Regions from separate parts of the Homo sapiens genome. Here region 1 is linked to region 2. The links are chromatin loops, found by intact Hi-C in ENCODE. Cell type or tissue: IMR-90. All regions are shown on one strand. Links, peaks and the distances in the headings refer to the core of each region. The heading gives the core; the rest is flanking DNA.

Region 1 (4,394 bases), core at 160-4,159, 320 kb after region 2:
ATGCGCTTTGTTTTTGAAGCACAGTCTCACTGTGTTGCCTAGGCTGGAGTGCAGTGGTGCTATATTGGCTCACTGCAACCTCCACCTCCCAGGCTCAAGCCATCCTCCCACCTCAGCCTCCCAAGTAGCTGGGACTGCAGGCATGTGCCACCACACTGGGCTAATTTTTCTATTTTTGTAGAGATGGGGTTTCCCCATGTTGCCCAGGCTGGTCTTGAACTGCTGAGCTCAAGCAATCCACCTGTCTTGCCCTCCCAAGGTGCTGGGATTACAGGTGTGAGCCACTGTGCCCAGCCAGGAATCTCCCCCATTTTTTTTTTTTTTTTTTTTTTTTGTGAGACGAAGTCTCACTCTGTTGCCCAGGCTGGAGTGCAGTGGCACGATCTCTGCTCACTGCAAGCTCTGCCTCCTGGGTTCACACCATCCTCCTGCCTCAGCCTCCCGAGTAGCTGGGACTACAGGAGCCCGCCACCACGCCTGGCTAATTTTTTGTATTTTTTAGTCGAGATGGGGTTTCACTGTGTTAGCCAGGATGGTCTTGATCTCCTGACCTTGTGATCTGCCCGCCTTGGCTTCCCAGAGTGCTGGGATTACAGGTGTGAGCCACCGTGCCTGGCCGAATCTGCACTTTTAAAAGGCGTCTCCCCACCCTCCCCTGTGACTGTTACACACGCTAACTTTTTAAAAACAGCTTTATGGAGATATATTTTATATGCCATAAAGTTAACACATTTAATGTGTACAATTCAATAGTTTTGAATATATTTACAGAGTTAAGCAACTTTTACCCTATTCTAATTTTTGAACATTTTTATCACCTCACAAAGAAACCTTGTAAGTAGACATTGTTCCAAAGAAGATAGACAAATGGCCAATAAGTACACAAAAAGATTGTCAACATCATTAACTATTAAGGAAATGCAGATCAGAACCTTAGTGAGCTACCATGTCATAGCCACTACGATGGCTCAGAGACTGACAAAAACAAGTGTTGGTAAAGCTGTGGATAAAGTACAGCCCTCATCCATTGCTTGTGGGATTTGTAAGTGGTGCCTGCCACATTGGAAAAAGGTTTGGCAGTTCCTCAAAATGTTAAACATAGATTTAGCATATGACCCAGCAATTCCACTTCAGGAGAGTTAAAAACACGTGCACACGAAAATAGTTGTATGCTAATGTTCATACCAGTGCTGTTTATAGCAGCTCCAAAACAGAAACAACACAAAATATCCAACTAATGCATGTATAAACAAAATGTTGTATATCCAAACAATGGAATACTATTCAACTGTAAGAATGAACAAAATACTGATTCATGGTACAGCATGGAGGAATCTTGAAAACATTAGGCTAAGTGAAAGAAGCCAGGCATAGCAGGTCATATACTATATGATTCCACGTTTTCTTTTTTTTTTTTGAGATGGAGTCTTGCTCTGTTGCCCAGGCTGGAGTGCGGTGGTGCTATCTCGGCTCAATGCAAGCTCCACCTCCTAGGTTCACACCATTCTCCTGCCTCAGCCTCCCAAGTAGCTGGGACTGTGGGTGCCCGCCACCACGCCCGGCTAATTTTTTTTGTATTTTTAGTAGAGATGGGGTTTCACCGTTTTAGCCAGGATGGTCACTATCTCCTGACCTCGTGATCTGCCTGCCTTGGCCTCCCAAAGTGCTGGAATTACAGGCGTGAGCCACTGTGCTCGGCCAACTTTTTTTTCTTTTTTTGAGATGGAGTCTCATTCTGTCGCCCTGGCTGGAGTGCAATGGCACGATCTTGGCTCACTGTCACCTCCACCTCCCGGGTTCAAGCGATTCTCCTGCCTCAGCCTCCCGAGTAGCTAGGACTATAGGCGCTCGTCACCATGCCTGGCTAATTTTTGTATTTTTAGTAGAGACGGGGTTTTGCCATGTTGGCTAGGCTGGTCTCGAACTCCTGACCTCAGGTGATCCACCTGCCTTGGCCTCCCAAAGTGCTGGGATTAGAGGCATGAGTCACCATGCCTGGCCATGATTCTACTTTTTGTGAAGTGTCTAGAATAGGCAAATACATGAAGATAAAAAGTGGATTAGTCATTGCCAGGGGCTGACGGGAATGAGGAATGGCTGCTAATGGTACAGGGCTTCTTTTTGGGGTAAAGAATAGATTTTGGACTTAGATAGTGGTGATGGTTGCACAGCTTTGTGAATATACTAAATATCACTGAATTGTACACTTTAAAAGTGTGAATTTTATGTTATGTAAGTTATCAATAAGGTAGTTTAAAAAAAAAATTTACCCATTATATGCAGTATGCATTTTCGGAGGAAAAGGCTGTTGGTTTAAGTTTAGGGCTAAAAGTCAAAGACCATTTGAGTGACTTTGACTCAAAGAATTCACCTCTGCTCTTGTCTGAAAAACTAATCAAATCTCAAAGAATTGGTACAAAAAGGAGCAAGGAGCATTAGAGATCATCTGGTATGTTTTCCCTCCCTTATTTTACAGAGGAGGATATTGAGGCTAAGAAGAAACAGGGGCCCTGGCCAGGATCAGTGGGTTACACTGCCAATCCAATAGGCCCCACCCAGCTGTCCTTTCCCACCTCTCACCACGCTCCCTCTCCCACACCCCCTAGATGATTAGTTGAGCTGCTTTTCAGCTGTGTTGAGGTCATAACTAAGGGCTTGAGAGCATTATTTATGACATATGAAATGGAGAGACACACTAAGATTGAGGACATTGAGGGTGGAGAATGAAGACTTCTTATGTGTCTGAACAAGGTCTGCTCTTCTGGGGCTGTGTATGATTAGCACTTATGTTTCCTAGGACAACTGTAAGTGACAACAAACAAGGAAAGGAGGCACTGATTTTTGGCCCCAGTTGTGGGGTCACTGAGGACACTAAAAATGAAGACAGGCTGTTATGAATCAGAATGGAGGAACATGGGCCAAATGGGAGTGATGACCTCCCCGGAGCACTTTGTTCTTTTTCTACAGTGAAGTTTTCTTTTTAAATTTTCAACTTTTGGCCGGGCGCGGTGGCTCACGTCTGTAATCCCAGCACTTTGGGAGGCCGAGGTGGGCAGATCACGAGGTCGGGATATCGAGACCATCCTGGCTAAAACGGTGAAACCCCATCTCTACTAAAAATACAAAAAATTAGCCGGGCGTGGTGGCGGGCGCCTGTAGTCCCAGCTACTCGGGAGGCTGAGGCAGGAGAATGGCATGAACCCAGGAGGCAGAGCTTGCAGTGAGCCGAGATCGCGCCACTGCACTCCAGCCTGGGTGACAGAGCAAGACTCCGTCTCAAAGAAAAAAAAAAATTAAACTTTGTAGGTACGTAGTAGGTATATATATGTATGGGGTATGTGAGATGTTTTGATACAAGCATGCAATGAGTAATCATCATGTCAGGGAGAATGGGGTATCCATCCCCTCGAGTGACAGTGAAATGTTAGATGCTTGACTGATTAGGACAGCTCAACTCAAACCCAGGACACTTGCCTTTCCAGACCGAGGCAGTCCCCCAAAAGTATGTTTTGAGGTAGTGAAGAAACCACTCTGACAACCACCTTATTGCTACCTTGCAAGAAGTTTAAAAAACATTGCAGTCAAACCTTCCAACATTGCACCCCACGATGACATAAAATCAAGATAAGACCTGGCTGGTGATTGGTTCCTGAATGCACAGAGCTCCTGGCCTGCTGGCTGCCCGGGCTTGCTCATTTCATTAATCTCATAGTAACACAACCCTGTGTTTACTGTGACTGAATTTTTTGGACTCCCTCCATAGCTTTGTCTCCACTTTACCTTGGCAGAAAACGGTTGATAGCCTTCCCCGGCCCCTTTCAAACCACATTAACGTTTAAATATGGCTTTTGGGTTAGAATTACAAAGCATTTTGTCCTTTTTTTTCCCCCTTAATATTATTTGGTATGTGCTTTTACATAAAGCTGTATTATTTTTCATGTTGATTGTTTTTAATGATTATTTAATAATCCAAGTTCAGGTATCACAATATATTTAATTATTCTCCTAAAAGGTAACATTTGATTCCAGAATTTTTGTCTATTGCTGGAAAAAAAAGCTGTAATCAACATCCCTGTACCTACAGTGGGTTTTCTTTTCTTTCTTTTTCATTTTGAGACGGAGTTTCACTCTTGTCACCCAGGCTGGAGTGCAGTGGTGCAATCTCAGCTCACTGCAACCTCCGCCTCCCAGGTTCAAGTGATTCTCCTGCCTCAGACTCTCCCGAGTAGCTGGGATTACAGGCACCCGCCACCATGCCCGGCTAATTTTTGTATTTTTAGTAGAGATGGGGTTTCACCATCTTGGCCAGGCTGGTCTTGAACTCCTGACCTCAGGTGATCCACCCGCTTCGGCCTCCCAAAGTGCTGGGATTACAGTTGTGAGCCACCGCGCCG
Region 2 (4,394 bases), core at 153-4,152:
ATATAGTATAAATAATAGATATTATATATTATATAATATATATTATATATTGTATAAATAATATATAATATATATTATATAATATATAATATATAGTATAAATAATATATATTATATATATATAAAACTCCCATATTATATATATATATATATGGGAGTTTATTAAGTATTAACTCACATGATCACAAGGTCCCACAATAGGCTGCCTGCAGGCTGAGGAGCAAAGAGAGCCAGTCCGAATTCCAAAACTGAAGAACTTGGAGTCCAGTGTTCGAGGGCAGGAAGCATCCAGCATGGGAGAATGATGTAGGCTGGGAGGCCAGGCCAGTCTCTCTTTTCACATTTTTCTGCCTGCTTGTATTCTAGCTGCACTGGCAGCTGATTAGCTTGAGCCCACCCAGATTAAGGGTGGGTCTGCCTTTCCCAGCCAACTGACTCAAATGTTAATCTCCTTTGGCAATACCCTCACAGACACACCCAGGATCAATACTTTGTATCCTTCAATCCAATCAAGCTGACACTCAGTATGAACCATCACACCCACCAACCCTCTTCCCCACCTCCCATCACCCCACAGCCTTTGGGTGGGCCCAGTTTCAGAGTAAGGGTACCCTGTCTTACGGAAATGAAGGGGCCAGGCTGGGCACACGTGATTCACAGGAGTACTGTGCATACACACACATGCAAACACAGGCATGAGAATCGATGGAACAGGATGTGAGGATTTGGCCATTAGAAAAGCAAGGCTGGGCCAGGCGTGGTGGCTCATGCCTGTAATCCCAGCACTTTGGAAGGCGGAGGCGGGTGGATCACTTGAGGTCAGGAGTTCAAGACCAGTTTGGCCAATGTGGCAAAACCCCATCTCTACTAAAAGTACAAAAATTAGCCGGGCATGGTGGCAGGTGCCTATAATCCCAGCCACTTGGGAGGCTGAGGCAGGAGAAGCACTTTAACCCAGGAGGCGGAGGTTGCAGTGAGCCAAGATCATGCTGCTGCACTCCAGCTTGGGCAACAAGAGCAAAACTCCGAAAAAAAAAAAAAAAAGGAAAGAAAGAAACGAAAAGCAATGCTGGGTTTCATGATGTAAGTTTGATTATCTACTAATGTCTTTAAAGTGACCTAGTTTTGAAAGAGAGTTGAAACGTACCCACTAAATGAGGAAGATGAACACTGAAAATTTGAACATGCTGGTGGGTTCATCCTGTCCCCAGGCTCACATGGGTGTCATGGAAATATGGAAACTCATTAGCCACAGCAGATACCAAAACAAGACTGAATTTTGAGGGCCTGTTGCTGAAGCAGGTGTGTATTTCTTCTTAAAAGTCCTAAATCTGGTGGTATAATGAAGAGCCTTTGTTTCTATTTAAATTTTGTTGATCAAAAATCTGGGTTCATGATTTGTCCCCTTGACAATTTCCAAAAGCAAGTGTCTTCCTCACACAGCCCTCAGATGAATCCAGCGTGGGCCGGTGTCCTGTACTTGGGATTCTCCCTCTCTCCTAGAGCCCTGAGAAAGGTCACATGGGGAGCGCAGTGGGAATAAGCTGGCGACCCCTGGGTGGAAAGCGGTGCAGGCTGAACAGATGGAGCTCCGTGGAGGCCCCAGAGGCCCCGGAAGATTAATCGCAGCTCCCAGTTGACGTGGGGACAGGAGGCACACACAAAGTTGGGGTGTGGTGGTCACAGAGGCTGAGTGCACAGAGGATGTCATGGAACAACTGGCTTTGGGGCACCTTTTGACCTCTTGTTCCATCCTGAACCTAGTAATTCAGAGATGTAATATTCGTACAGTCAGTCCTGCAATTGCTCCATATGGTAGTTCCTTAGAAGTGTATGTTTTACTTGCAAGTTTTCAAAAGCTTTCCTATACTTTTAGGTTGGGTTCCCCAGAAACAGCCTAGGAAGAAGATTCATGTGCCAGTGACTTACAATGGAAGTACTCCCACAAGAAACCAGCAAGGGAACGGGGGAAACAGGAGAGGGAAGTGGGAAGAGACCCAGCACAGGTATGCGTTCAGGTGCAATCCCAGCCTCAGCAGACCCTAAAGGGGACCCAGGAGTATAAATTACAGCTTACGGTTTATCCCCCGGCGGGGAAGGGAACTGTCATTAGCTACAGGCCACTGGGGCCAGGATGGGCTCATGAATTCCCAGAATGTTCCAGATCTTTGCTTGTGGGAGAAGAAGCTCCAGTAGCCCAAAGGCCAGCCTCCAGAGAAGTTCTCATGTGGGAGCTTTTAGACAAGAAGCACTCAGAACCTGGGAGACAGACACGCAGAAGCAATAACATTCTCCTAGGAGGCCTGGCAGAGCTAGTGCACTTGATCCAAAAACCACTGGGGAACGGGCATATATCCTCCATTTACAGAATGGGGAAACTGCGATAAAGAGCCACTGTGCCCAAGGCCGCACACTCAGTGTAAATAACAGAGGCTGACAGAACCCACCCCGCGCCTCAGTCTTCCAGGCTCTTCCTTCGCTACCACATAAGTGGACTTTTCTTACTGTCTACTGTGGCTATCCACCCTGCCCAAGGTGACACGCGCCCAGGGAAGGAATGTAATCAGGAAGTCAACTCAGCTGCATTCCAAAGCCAACTGGAAATTCCTTTCAGATTTGCTGCTGGTTTTTATTATACTCAGCTATTAATCCCCTATCAGAACAGGTTATCAGGATCTGGTAGCAGCTTCTTACTTATTAATCTCAACACCTCTGGGAAACAGACTGCAGAATAGGTTAGTTTTGATGAACAAGCTCACCATTCTAATGTGCCTTACACTGTCCCCACTCACTCCACCCCTGTACCTGTGCCATCCCTGTACCTGTGCCATCCCTGTCCTACCTGGGCAACGCCTTCTCCTCGACTCCCTTCAAAGTCATATCCTACCTTCAGGCAAGATCCCCACTTAAGCCTTTGAGCATGTTTTGTCAAGACATCCACTACCCAGGGCCTGCTCCCCTCTGACCTTGGAAATCGGCTGTGCAGCCTCTTGGTAGTGTCTCTTTCTGCCTCCCTTTTTAATGGGTTTCTCTCCAAAGCAAAGATCCATTTCTTAGGACATCTGCAGCCATATTCTCTGTATATTCTGCAGTGTCCAGTGTGATGCTTGTAAACAGTGGATGTTTGGATAGCATTTAGCCACTCAACACTGGAGAAACGTGGCAGCACCAAGATCAACCTCAAATCACGAGCTCAGCTCAGCCTGGAAATGTGTCCTGTAGATGTTCTGATATGCGTTTCCTCTTTGAAACTGGGTGGGATCTAGGAGACTTTCTGTTCAGGACTGCCCCTCTAAGGGGTGCCAGGGAAAGGGGCGGGCTCTGGAGTCAACCTGCCTGCCTGGGTTATTAACTGTGTGGCCTCAGACAAATTTACTTCACTTTTCTCTGCCTCCATTTTCTACTCTGTAAAATGGGGTTAATAATATAAAAAGCACCCGTCTCATGGGACAAGAGGATTAAATGAGTTAATGTATTAATGAACTTAGGAGGGTACAGAATAAGCACCCTAAATAGATCTACCGCTGGGCGTGGTGGCTCATACCTGTAATTCCAGCACTTTGGGAAGCTGAGGCGGGTGGATTACCTGAGGACAGGAGTTCGTGACCAGCCTGACCAACATGGTGAAACCCCATCTCTACTAAATACAAAAAAATTAGCCAGGTGTGGTGGCGCATGCCTGTAGTCCCAGCTACTTGGGAGGCTGAAAGAGAAGAACCCCTTGAACCCAGGAGGCAGAGGTTGCAGTGAACCAAGATTGTGCCATTGCATTCCAGCCTGGGCAATAAGAGTGAAACTCCATCTCAAAAAAATAAAAAATAAAAAAATAAATAGACCTACCTATTAGTAGTAGTATTGCTATTGTTATTTTACAAAAGTCAGAGGGTTAAGGAATTTGCCTCAACATTTTATATCTAGGAAGATTATGCTCAAATATCACCTTCTCAATGAGACTTTCCCTGGCCACCCTATTTTAAATGGCAGCCATCCCCTTTCCCATACGTCTCATCCCCCTCTCCTGCTTGTCAGCTTCTAACCTGCTATGTAATTTACTTTTTTTTTGTCTGTTTCCCCAACTATAGGGGAAGGCAAACACAGGGGTTTCTGCCTATTGTGTTCCCTGCTGGATCCCCCAAGGGCTGGAACAGTGTCTGGCACACAGTACGGACACAAGAAATATTCATGGAATGATGAAGCAGCAAATCTAGGATTCAGTGATGTTTTGGCAGCTGTGAGCATCACCACACACTGGCTTGGGTGATGGCCTTGACTGTGGCTTCCTATATACAGTCTTCCCTCTCAGCCCCTACTCCCAACACCCACAAATATACTGTGATAGTTCAGCAGCAAGTCACAGAAAAGACTCAACTTCTACACGGAGGCACTGCATGAAT

The links. A loop is a pair of places that touch in the nucleus more often than their neighbours do. Peaks named below come from ENCODE experiments on the same cell type or tissue, not always from the same donor. Only the 100,000 strongest peaks of a DNase experiment are listed, where the experiment ranks them.
Region 1: it touches region 2 in a loop (4-fold over the local background); 1 of 110 quality-filtered maps calls a loop at or near these places.

The regions. Positions count from the first base shown.
Region 1 is chr10:114,263,019-114,267,412 of GRCh38, forward strand. The region is part of intron 5 of VWA2 (von Willebrand factor A domain containing 2); the gene reads left to right. Among named protein-coding and RNA genes, the nearest start is that of VWA2, 26 kb to the left of the region's middle. RefSeq lists a silencer at 1,939-2,139. In IMR-90, for the core only: no CTCF peak of the experiment used is centred there; no DNase peak of the experiment used is centred there.
Region 2 is chr10:113,942,688-113,947,081 of GRCh38, forward strand. No RefSeq gene overlaps it. Among named protein-coding and RNA genes, the nearest start is that of NHLRC2, 90 kb to the left of the region's middle. In IMR-90, for the core only: no CTCF peak of the experiment used is centred there; a DNase peak (open chromatin) is centred at 2,544.